2 separate regions of the Homo sapiens genome follow, and region 1 is linked to region 2. A link is a loop called in an ENCODE intact Hi-C map of the cell type or tissue named here. Cell type or tissue: Caco-2. All regions are shown on one strand. Links, peaks and the distances in the headings refer to the core of each region. The heading gives the core; the rest is flanking DNA.

Region 1 (5,373 bases), core at 257-5,256, 89 kb before region 2:
TTCAGGAGTTCAGGATAAGTTTGGGACAGTGGTGCTGGGCTAAGAGGAGGGCTTGGCAGGGCTCAGGAGGCCCAGGCCTGGCTGAGTGGAGAGCTGAATGCCTGGGGAAGAGGAAGAGGAAGTGATTCCAGACCTCATGCCTACCCTTGGATTTTCTCAGGACCGCCTCCCCCTTCAGAGCACACCAGTGCAACTTGCAACTGCCAGCAGTAGCATTTATTTGCCTGAGCCCTTGTTTTGCCTCTGGAGCCCATTTTGGCTATCCACATGGCAGGCCAGAAGTTCAGGAGCATCCTGGGAGAAGGAGCAGACCCCTGGGAGAAGCCTTCAACCAGTGACTAACAGGAGGTGGAGTACAGATACCACAGCTCTGTCACCCCTTGGCTTGGATAGCTGATGTGTACACCTTACACTGGCTTCCCAGCAGGCTTCAGCTTGTCACCCACAGTGGTAGCTGGCTTGACAAAACTCTATTGGTTGCTTTCCCTTTCTTGTCACACTTCTCCACTTCCCTATTGGTGTTTGCCTTCATCTCCCAAATGAACCCTCTCACTAGAGTATTTGTCACAGGAGATGCTTTTGGGGAAAGCTAAGAACTAAAACACCTCACCTCTTTCAGAAAGAAAGTTTCAGGCTTCTGGTGTAAATGCCCTCACACTTACAAGGTGGGCATGATGAGCAGGGAATCAAAGTGAAGACATTAGTTAGGTGGCCCAGATTACAAATATGCCGGCTAGCAAGCACCTTCTGTGGTACTTGGAAGAGAGTGCTTGGAAGGGCACTGGCTACCTTTGATTTCTTTCTCTGAGCTTGACGCTGACTATTCCTCTTCTATCCATACACTCTTTGTTGACACTGGGCACAGTCAATTGACTAGGATTCTGTTTTCTAAATGACCATCATATTCCGGCCTTGCCTCTCAAGATGATGCCAGGTCATCTTGATGGAGCAGCAAGTCTACCTAAGCTTTTTTCTTTTTGAGACGGAGTCTCGCTCTGTCGCCCAGGCTGGAGTGCAGTGGCGCGATCTCGGCTCACTGCAAGCTCCGCCTCCCGGGTTCACGCCATTCTCCTGCCTCAGCCTCCTGAGTAGCTGGGACTACAGGCGCTTGCCACCACGCCCAGCTAATTTTTTGTATTTTTAGTAGAGATGGGGTTTCACCGTGTTAGCCAGGATGGTCTCGGTCTCCTACCTCGTGGATCCGCCCGCCTCGACCTCCCAAAGTGCTGGGATTGCAGGCGTGAGCCACCGCGCCCGGCCCCCAAGCTTTCAGTGTTTACAGGCAGTCTCTTGGTTTATTTCCTGGAGCTAAAGATGTATTATTTCATCGGCCTAGCACCTTGTCCCTTCTAGGATCTGTCACATAATCCCCTATTTCAGCCATTTAATCCTGTGAGACCTGCCAGGTCCTTCAGTATAATTGAGGGTTATCTGCTAGCCATCCTTTCCTCCAGACACAGTTGCTTGAAGAGTACATGTGAAGTGGAAAACTGGAGACAAGAGTAATACCTAGGTTTGAGTCATTGTTTGGGTCCCAGCCCAAGGACATTGCTCCCCAGGGCACGTTGACACAATGTAAAGAATCTACATGGTGTTTCCTGTTGGGGGTCAGGGGTGGTTACCAGTAGTCAACCAGATATTGCATGTCTTGCACCAGAGGGCAATGCAGTGAGAGATGTATACAGGGGTCTCTGAAAACCTCACATTTAGGAAAAGAAAGCCTTTTAACCAAGGCCAAAAATGTTAAATGGCTTGCCCAAGATTTCACAGCTAGGAAGTGACAAAGCTGGGATTAAACCCTAATTACAGAGCCCATGGTCTTTACTACAGGCTTGTGGGTGGCAGAGGACCCAGTGACTGGGAGAGTTTTCACAGTGGAAGTGAAAACGGGTGAGCAGGATAGCAAGGTTTCCTGAAGAAGTAGATGGGGAAGGAAAAACAGCATGGGTCATAATATCCCTTAAAGATATAGCTTCAAGGACTTCCATGGCAGAAAAATTCAAGTTACCCAAGAGGTGAGCACACAGCTAAACTTCTCTTTTCCTTCGCTTCTTTGATGGTATCCGAACTGCTTTGAAGAGTTTCCTTGAAAAACAAAGCTCCCCAGATTGCATTCCTGGGGGCTGTCAAAGAAACTGTAATCCTTTAATAAGCCCTCCAGCACCTCTGGTATCTGGATACTCCGGGGACTTGGAGAATCCTTAACGTCTCTATTTTTTGGTTTGCCTTTTTCCTGGGACCGCCGGGACGCAGCGATCCATTTCGATATTGAAACTGTGCCAAGGCTAAGGCTTAGGTGGAAACAAATGGAATATATCCTTGTCACTGACCCGGCTTTGCCAGCATGCCCCCTCATCATCCCAAGTGCCCCTGTGGGCTTCCTCCCACCTGCCTGCCCTGCTTCCTTTACAAGAGGCTAAGCCGACACCACGCGAGTGTGTACGCGCTGGGGACTGAGCCCCCGAAGCGAAGCCCTGTCGGAGGAGTTTCAGGCGGGAGTGGGAACGGCTGGGCGTGGGGTCAGCAACGGCGCCACCCGGTAGGGTGGGGGGAGCCAGGCTTGTCAGAGCCAGAGCGCGTCACCGTCGCCGCGAGAGACGCCGCGCTGCCCAATAGGCAGAGGCGCTCCCTAGCAGCCTGGTGGGAGCAGAGATATAAAAGTGCTCCAACAAACCCGGAGCTGGCGTGCCGACCGCGGGCTGGTGGCGGGCGGCGCGGTGCTCCGCGCGTCCGGGCTCCCTGGCTCCTCGGGACGGCCTTGTATGCTGTGCGCCCCGCACCCCGGCTGCGCGCTCCGATCCCAGCGGGAGGGGACGCCCGGCCCGCAGGCTCCCAGGGGAGGGGTGGCTCCTGCAAAATGGTCCCTCACCTCTTGCTGCTCTGTCTCCTCCCCTTGGTGCGAGCCACCGAGCCCCACGAGGGCCGGGCCGACGAGCAGAGCGCGGAGGCGGCCCTGGCCGTGCCCAATGCCTCGCACTTCTTCTCTTGGAACAACTACACCTTCTCCGACTGGCAGAACTTTGTGGGCAGGAGGCGCTACGGCGCTGAGTCCCAGAACCCCACGGTGAAAGCCCTGCTCATTGTGGCTTACTCCTTCATCATTGTCTTCTCACTCTTTGGCAACGTCCTGGTCTGTCATGTCATCTTCAAGAACCAGCGAATGCACTCGGCCACCAGCCTCTTCATCGTCAACCTGGCAGTTGCCGACATAATGATCACGCTGCTCAACACCCCCTTCACTTTGGTAAGGGGCCCGCTGCCTGCCGCCCCACCTTCTGTCTTCGTCTCCCTTTCCTCTCTCAGTTCTCTGGCCTCCCTCTGCCGTTCTGCGTCTCCCTGTGGGTCCCCACTTCTCTCTCCACATCTCTCTTCCTCCTCATTTCTCCTCTCCTCTGCCTCTGTCTTCCTGTCCTAGTCTCTTTTCTCCCTCCTCTGTCATCTCGGTTCTTGTATCTCTCCTGTTTTTCTTAGTCTTTCTTTCAGTCTCTGTCTCTCTCTCTGAAGTCTTTCTGTCTCTCTTCTCTATCTCTCAGTGTCCTCATCTTTTTTTTTTTTTTTGTCTTTCAGCCTCCCTATTCATCTGTCTCTGTCTCCTCACCTGTTATCTCTTTTTCTTCTTGTCAGTCTCTCTGTGATTTTATTTTTCTATTCTCTCTCCTCTCCTCTCCTCTCCCCACCTCTCCTCTCTTCCTCTCTCCCCTGCCTCACTCTCTGATTTCTCCCCACTTTTTTCTGTCTCATCGCCTTATCAGCCAGAGCTTCTGCGGCGGTGGCATTGGGTCAATGGTTTGAGTGTCTGCAGCCAGCTGGAAATGAATGACCATTTCCTGTTTAATCTCACTGGGTCTGGGCTTGCTTGATAATTGAGCAGTAAATCAATGCCCCTGAAATGTCAGCAGAGATGATCAGGTCCCCCTCCCTCTGAATTGCAGCCTGTTCAGTGCCCAGCCGTACCCATGGGATACTGCTTTGTGCTACAACTGAAATATCAAACAATTGCTAATTGTTAATGGAACATTAAGTGCATTTTCCCAGACCACTTATTTAAAGTGCATTTCCCTTCTGTGGGTTGATAATGAGGCTGTGTTTGAGGTCTGTGTTGAGGAAGAAATGAGGGGAGGTGGGCTTGGGCCCCAGAAATCGGGCAGGCTGGGGGCATTTGCACATTGGCAGCTGATGGGATTCTTCCCCAAGCCCTGGCTACTTAGCGCTGGTGGTGTCCCGCTGTGACCGGGGAGTGTGGCTCTCATGGATGATTTGGGACTGTAAGGGCGATGACTGAGCAACCATAGTGACAGTTATACTGCATGTTTCTCTAGTGTGTTATATTTTTTCATTTTATGGAATAACTTTGTCATTTGAGTGATTACTAAAGCAATATCTATTAATCCCTCTCTGTCTGTCTCCTTGCCATCTCTCATACACAACCAGATATAACAGACAAGCAAAAAACACAGGATGAACCCCCACAAGTCCATCACCTGTGTGAACATCCTTCCAAATCTTATATTGAAAAAGTACCCTCACATTCTCTTTCTCATCCTCACTTATTAGAATATTACTCACATTTTGCAGATGAGAAAACTAGGGCACAGAGAGGTTCAATCCCTTGTCCAAAGCCACCTGGCCAGTAGTTGGCAGAGCCAGGATGAGAATTCCATCCCCTAACTCAAATCCAGAGGTCGGTCCACTAACCAGCCAGCTGGGAGTGAAGGACACTCTTGGACCATGTTTAGCTTCTGCTACTCCAAACCCTGGACTTGTTCTGATCTCCTTTCAGCCTACGTCTAACGTATTGATGGCCACTTAATATCCCCTGGGCATTACCCAAGGATGAGTGGGCTTTCAAATACTCTCCTCCTCCCTGGGTGTCTCAAAGCACAAGACAACAGCATCCCTGTCACCCGTTGGCGCCTCCCTTGGTTTCTGACCTGAGAATCTACAGTGGTACGGTTGGGCTGTGCTACCTAGGTTGGGAACTGGGAAGCCACAGAACATGGCCTTTTTTGCTGCTGCCCAGAGCCAGGATACAGGGCTGGATCTGCAGCAGACACAAGAAGGGGTAGGGAGGCCATGGACGCGAGGACAGGCTACACCTGAGAGCTGGCAATACCTGCCCCAGAGGATCTCCTGCAAGAGACAGGATGCCAAGGTCCTCAGAGCCCAGCACCCCCTCCAGTATGAGCCAAAGCAGCTTAGCCTTGAACCTGACCCATCAAGCTGCCCCAATCCAAACTTGGATTACAGTTTATAAGGTGCTGGCAGGTAGGAAAGGGAGAAGGTTGTGGGGAGGGACTTCCAACCCCTTGGCCTTACTCAGCACAGGCTCCCCCATCGGGAAAGGCATCCCTGCCTTTGCCTGATTGGCAACAA
Region 2 (5,373 bases), core at 239-5,238:
GTGCCACACACTTTCAAATGACCAAATCTCATGAGAATCCATTATCACGAAGACAGCACCAAGTCATGAGGGATCTGCCTCCATGCTCTAAACACCTCCCACCAGGCTCCACCTCCAGCATTGGGGATTACAGTTCAACATGAGACTTGCTTGGCTGGAGACAAATGTCCAGACTATATCAGCAGCTAACTAGAAGCAGGGCATTCCATGTGATTGGTGAGGGGGCATATTTAGCTTTCCCCAGTTGGTCCTAAGTTAAAAGCAGGAGCTGAAATAGGAAAGCTGGAAGTTATTAATCAATTCCTGATCATTTTGGGTCAATCGTTATAGGGGCTATCCTTTGGCTTCCTGGAATGGATACTGTGGATAGTAAGTTGGCTTCCTGGGCTGGCTGTTACAGGTTGTGGGTCAGAGTCCTGCTTTATACATTGCCTGGTCATTGCTCATTTGTATATTCAATCTTTCAATTCCCAGGACCAGCATTTTCCAGCATAGAGTAAGAACGCAGTAATTATGAGTTAATTAATATGAAGCGGGCAACTTCGAATTTGACATTGCCCCTCAGAGGTGCAGCTCCCTTCCATCCTCTTTCTACCCGGCTTCTGCATCCCTGTGTCTTTACTAGCTCCATTCCCTGTCACTTCCTTGACTGTAGGTGAGTCAGAGAGACTCTCCACAAGCTTTTCCTTTTTCTCTCTTTATTTTCCTTAGAGAACTCATCTACTTCCACACTTCTAGGAAAGTGAGTCCAGGATTCTTATCTGCAGCCCACATCTCTTTCCTGCACTGTGGGTCAATTGGCTGATGGACAACTCCTCGCTGACATCCTGCCAGCATCTCAGAGCCCATCATCAGCTCCTCCTCACTGGGAAATCCTCTTTCCTCCTCCAGATGTTTCTTTCTTTTTTTTTTTTTTTTGAGATGGAGTTTCACTCTTGTTGCCCAGGCTGGAGTGCAATGGTGCGATCTCGGCTCACCACAACCTCTGCCTCCCAGGTTCAAGCGATTCTCCTGCCTCAGCCTCACTAGTAGCTGGGATTACAGGCATGTGCCACCATGCCCAGCTAATTTTGTATTTTTAGTAGAGACGAGATTTCTCCATGTTGGTCAGGCTGGTCTTGAACTCCCGACCTCAGGTGATCCGCCTGCCTTGGCCTCCCAAAGTGCTAGGATTACAGGCATGAGCCACCGCGCCCGGCCCTCCAGATGTTTCTATTTAGTTTTTTGTGGCAAAAGCACTATTGAACATGGTTTCTGATTCTGTGGGAGAGTAAATCTGAGGATGGATGTAAGGAAAACCGAGTAGGAGGGAATACAAAAAAAGGGCGACTGGTGTTGTTGGCAGGAAAAGTGTCCCCTGGGGATGCAAGAAGGGAGTGGACACTCAAGCTATCTCAAGGGCTGGAGCTGGGGAAAGTGATCTGACCTTTTCTCCTTACCCCCTAGTCTCCAAAGTCCATTGTATCATTTGTATGCCTTTGTATCCTTGTAGCTTAGCTCCCACTTGTAGCTTAGCTTCCAACACCAGCCTGGAACACCAAAATAATCTTCATTTCTGGGTCTTCCAACAGACAAAGCAACAGGACATTGGGAAGCAACTAAGGAAGCAGTCCTTTTTGTGGAGGAGTTCAGTAGGGGTGGGGTGGGAGAGGAATGGCAGGGGTGCTCAGTGCTCCTCCATCAGGCAGCAGAGGTGGTCTAGGAACAAGATCTCTGTGCATGACTGTCAGGCTGCAGCAACTCCTGCGCTTGGTAAGGGACCTCACTGAGGAAAGTTACTCAGAAAGAATCTTAAAGCAAGGGCAGCATAAAAGAGGGCCATTTTGTTTTGTTTTTCATTTGCCCCCCAGGACTTCCCATTGTCCCTGAGGAAGGACTTGAATAGGGTTTGATGTTCCCACATCATCAAAAGTGACTGGGTTGCCTCCAGGAGAAGGAACACCCTCCAGTAGCTCCCTGCTACCAAGACCTAGTACAATCCAAAGTGGGGAAAGTTCCTCTTATAAATGGAAGCATCAGAGTGCAGTTATCCAAGGCTGTTGGTTTCTTTGTGATAGTTCTCTGTCCCTAATGTCTTATACCTATTTTGTGGCACTTTATGCAAAAATATGCTCTAAGCTTCTATTGATTCTATCTTCTAATAGTTCCTGAATCTGCCCCTCTTGTGTCCACTGCCTCTACTGTGGCTTGGCTTCATGCCTCCTAGAAAGTTGCTCACAATTAGGTTTCTAGCACCTGCCTTCTGATTTTCTTTCTTTCCTGCACATTCATTCTACATATTGTCCTTATCCTCCTTGTCTTCCATTTGGCTTTCTTCTAATCTACTGTTTAAACAACCGTTGAGTCTTTAATAAATCTACAGCTTCTGGTTACAGAGAGTGGAATGAATACCTGGGATTCCACTAAAAAGATTATTTCCATGTTCCTTTTTCAAGAGCATGTGAAGGAAACCATCAGTGAACAAGAGATTTCAACAAATATTTAGAAGACAGAAAGCACATGAGGGCACATCAAAGGAAACAAGGAGGCCAGAGAAATTGGAGGTGGCAGCTGTAGTGGACGAAGGAGCTGATTCATCACGCAGAAACTCTGAGAGGATCTGGGCTCAGAGTTGGCAGGTGTTGGGGGCAGAGCAAGAAAGTCTCTACATGCCCCTGGCCCACGTGTCCTCTGCCCAAATCTAGTGCTCAGGCAACCCAACTTTAGCCCCTGGGGTAGAAGAACCTTCTCTAAAAAATTAAATTCTGGATAGTGCTGAAGTTGGGTTTTGTTTTTGTTTTTTAAGATAGGGTCTCACTCTGTCACCAGGCTGGAGTGCAGTGGTGCAATCTTGGCTCACTGTAGCCCCAACCTCCCAGGTTCAAGCAGTCCTCCTGCCTCAGCCCCTCAAGTAGCTGGGACTAAAGGTGCATGGCACCACACCCAGCTAATTGGATAGTGCTGAAATTTCACATATGGTTGTTAGCATCCCAGAGAGAACCATCCCTATTCTGGCATGCAAAGGCTCCATACCCCAATATAGCTATATAGCTCCTGCTAACTTGGTCTCGAGATGGACAATGGTCAGACCACATATAACAATAGAACTCTAACCCATTATCTATAGTAACCAGCCCAGAAGCCATCCTACTATCTTGCAAGTCAGACTCGTAGGACATCAGTACTGTCTCTCTAGCAATTAGCCCAGAAAGCCAAACAATCAGCCCTGCAGTAGCCCCAAACAGCCAGGAGTTGATTAATAACTGTTAGGTTCCCTAATTTTTATCCCTGGGATTGAAAGACTGAATCTACAAATGAACAATGGCTAGCTGTATATAAAACAGGATTCTGACCCACAAGTAGCCCAAGAAGCCAACCTACTAACTGCACTTGGTAAGGGATCTTACCTTCAGGAAGATACAGTCCAGGAAGCCAAAGAATAATCCCTATCACAATTGACCCAACATGGCCAAGAATTTATTAATAGCCAGCTTTCTCATTTTTGGCTCCATTTCCAACTTAGGACCAATCAGAAAAAGCTAAGTATGTTCCCTGAACCAAACACATAGGATGCCCATTTCTAGTTAGCCTGCCTACAGCTTGCCCCTGCCCACAGCCTCTGAGCCTAGCAGACCTAAAGCCTTCCCATTTTTTTTTTTTTTTTTGAGATGGAGTCTCGCACTGTCGCCCAAGCTCGAGTGCATTGGTGCAATCTCAGCTCACTGCAACCTCTGCCTCCCGAGTTCAAGCGATTCTCCTGCCTCAGCCTCCCAAGTAGCTGGGATAATAGGCACCCGCCACCATGCCCAGCTAATTTTTTTGTATTTTTAGTAGAGACAGGGTTTCACTATGTTGGCCAGGATGGACTCAATCTCCTGACCTTGTGATCTGCTCACCTCAGCCTCCCAAAGTGCTGGGATTACAGGCGTGAGCCACCATGCCCAGCCGAAGGCTTCCCTTTTATCCACTCTAAAACTTTCCCACTCTCCTCCCTGCCTTGAGTCTCTGGCAAAATGCAAGTGATGGTGGCTGACTCCCTTGTAAGCTCTGAACAAATAGCCTTTGCTTGTTCTTATTTGAGTGCTCTTCATTAATTTTCACACTCTGAAGCAAGGTCTTTCTCTCAACAAGCTCTTCTCACATACCAGTAAACCTTTACAAATTGTTACAAATAGCAGCACTGAAATGAAGATCCTTATATAAAACCATGGAGGAAACCTATACTAGCTTGCTATAAAATCAACTCGGCTCCTCATTCTTAAATATGACAGCCAAAGATAGACAGCCAAAGCCACCAGACTCAGAGAGAACGAGCAGCACGTAGGAGACGATAAAGAAAACAGAACAGATTGACCTTGGAGGAAACAGGTCATTCAGAGACTCAAAACAAGCTTAAAAACATTCTAATTAGATCTTCAGTGACATTTGAGAAGATATTACATCCATGAAACAAAAAACAGCAGGCTGTGGAAAAAAAAAAAGTCTCTTGGAAATTAAAAGTGAACTGCCAGAATTAAAAAGATTGGAGGATTAAGTTGAGAAACTCAAACAGAACAGAGAGCAAAAAGATAGTCTGAATGTGTGGCAGAAAAGGTAAGTCACATTTTGTCACTTTTTTATAGCTAAACCCAAAAATGGTTAGAAGGGGTGCTCCCAGGGTAGGAACCTGATGGATGAGTGAGCTGGCAGCTGCTCTCTTGCTTTGCATTAGAAATCCCTTGGCCGATGTTTGTGAGCCATGTGCATGGATCACTCTGATTAAAACACACAATCTAACTGCAAATCTGACAGTTCTACTCCTTTGCTTAAAACCCATCACTCCTCCTGTTGATCAAAATTAAGGCTATTTGTAACAATTTGTAAAGGTTTATTGGAAGCAGAAATAATTTGTAAAGGTTTATTGGAAGCCAAATGTGAATAATGACCCAGGAAGACACACTAACAAAGTTGGGAGTCTTCTGGACTCTGTCTCAAAAAAAAAAAAAAAAAAAAAATCACCCTTTTCAATGTCGGTAGGCTACACATTAATCAGTATGTCAACAATTTGGGAACTCATAATAAGATTCTTTCTCAAGGAAAGGATGTCACCATGAATCACAAGACCTACCCCAGGTGAGTTAACTTGGAAGCCTTTTTACTTTTAAACTGTCAGTGTGACCTGTGGGTTATGACTCCTAATCACATGAAGGGGTAGAACTCAGTCTCTTTCCTGACTGTGACTTGCCACCAGCTATCCCTCCCTCTCTCCCACCACTCCCAAATCCACATCAGTTCAACTCAACTACAGATCAGGCTGTTCAGTGTAAGCCTGTGAGCTGGAACCGTGGGTTCAGACTTAGCTGGTTTCTACTTATATTTATGTCCCAATCTGAAAAATGAGAATAGTAAAAAATG

What was found. Peaks named below come from ENCODE experiments on the same cell type or tissue, not always from the same donor. Only the 100,000 strongest peaks of a DNase experiment are listed, where the experiment ranks them.
Region 1: a loop joins it to region 2, with 2.3 times the contacts of the local background. A loop is called at or near these places in 8 of 110 quality-filtered maps.

The regions. Positions count from the first base shown.
Region 1 is chr11:94,398,732-94,404,104 of GRCh38, reverse strand. GPR83 (G protein-coupled receptor 83) reads left to right here and starts at 2,686. Exons shown (of 4, transcript NM_016540.4): 1 at 2,686-3,244. The coding sequence starts at 2,858. In Caco-2, for the core only: no CTCF peak of the experiment used is centred there; a DNase peak (open chromatin) is centred at 2,564; H3K4me3 peaks cover 1,315 bases; H3K27me3 peaks cover 654 bases.
Region 2 is chr11:94,309,685-94,315,057 of GRCh38, reverse strand. No RefSeq gene overlaps it. Among named protein-coding and RNA genes, the nearest start is that of IZUMO1R, 7.8 kb to the right of the region's middle. In Caco-2, for the core only: no CTCF peak of the experiment used is centred there; no DNase peak of the experiment used is centred there.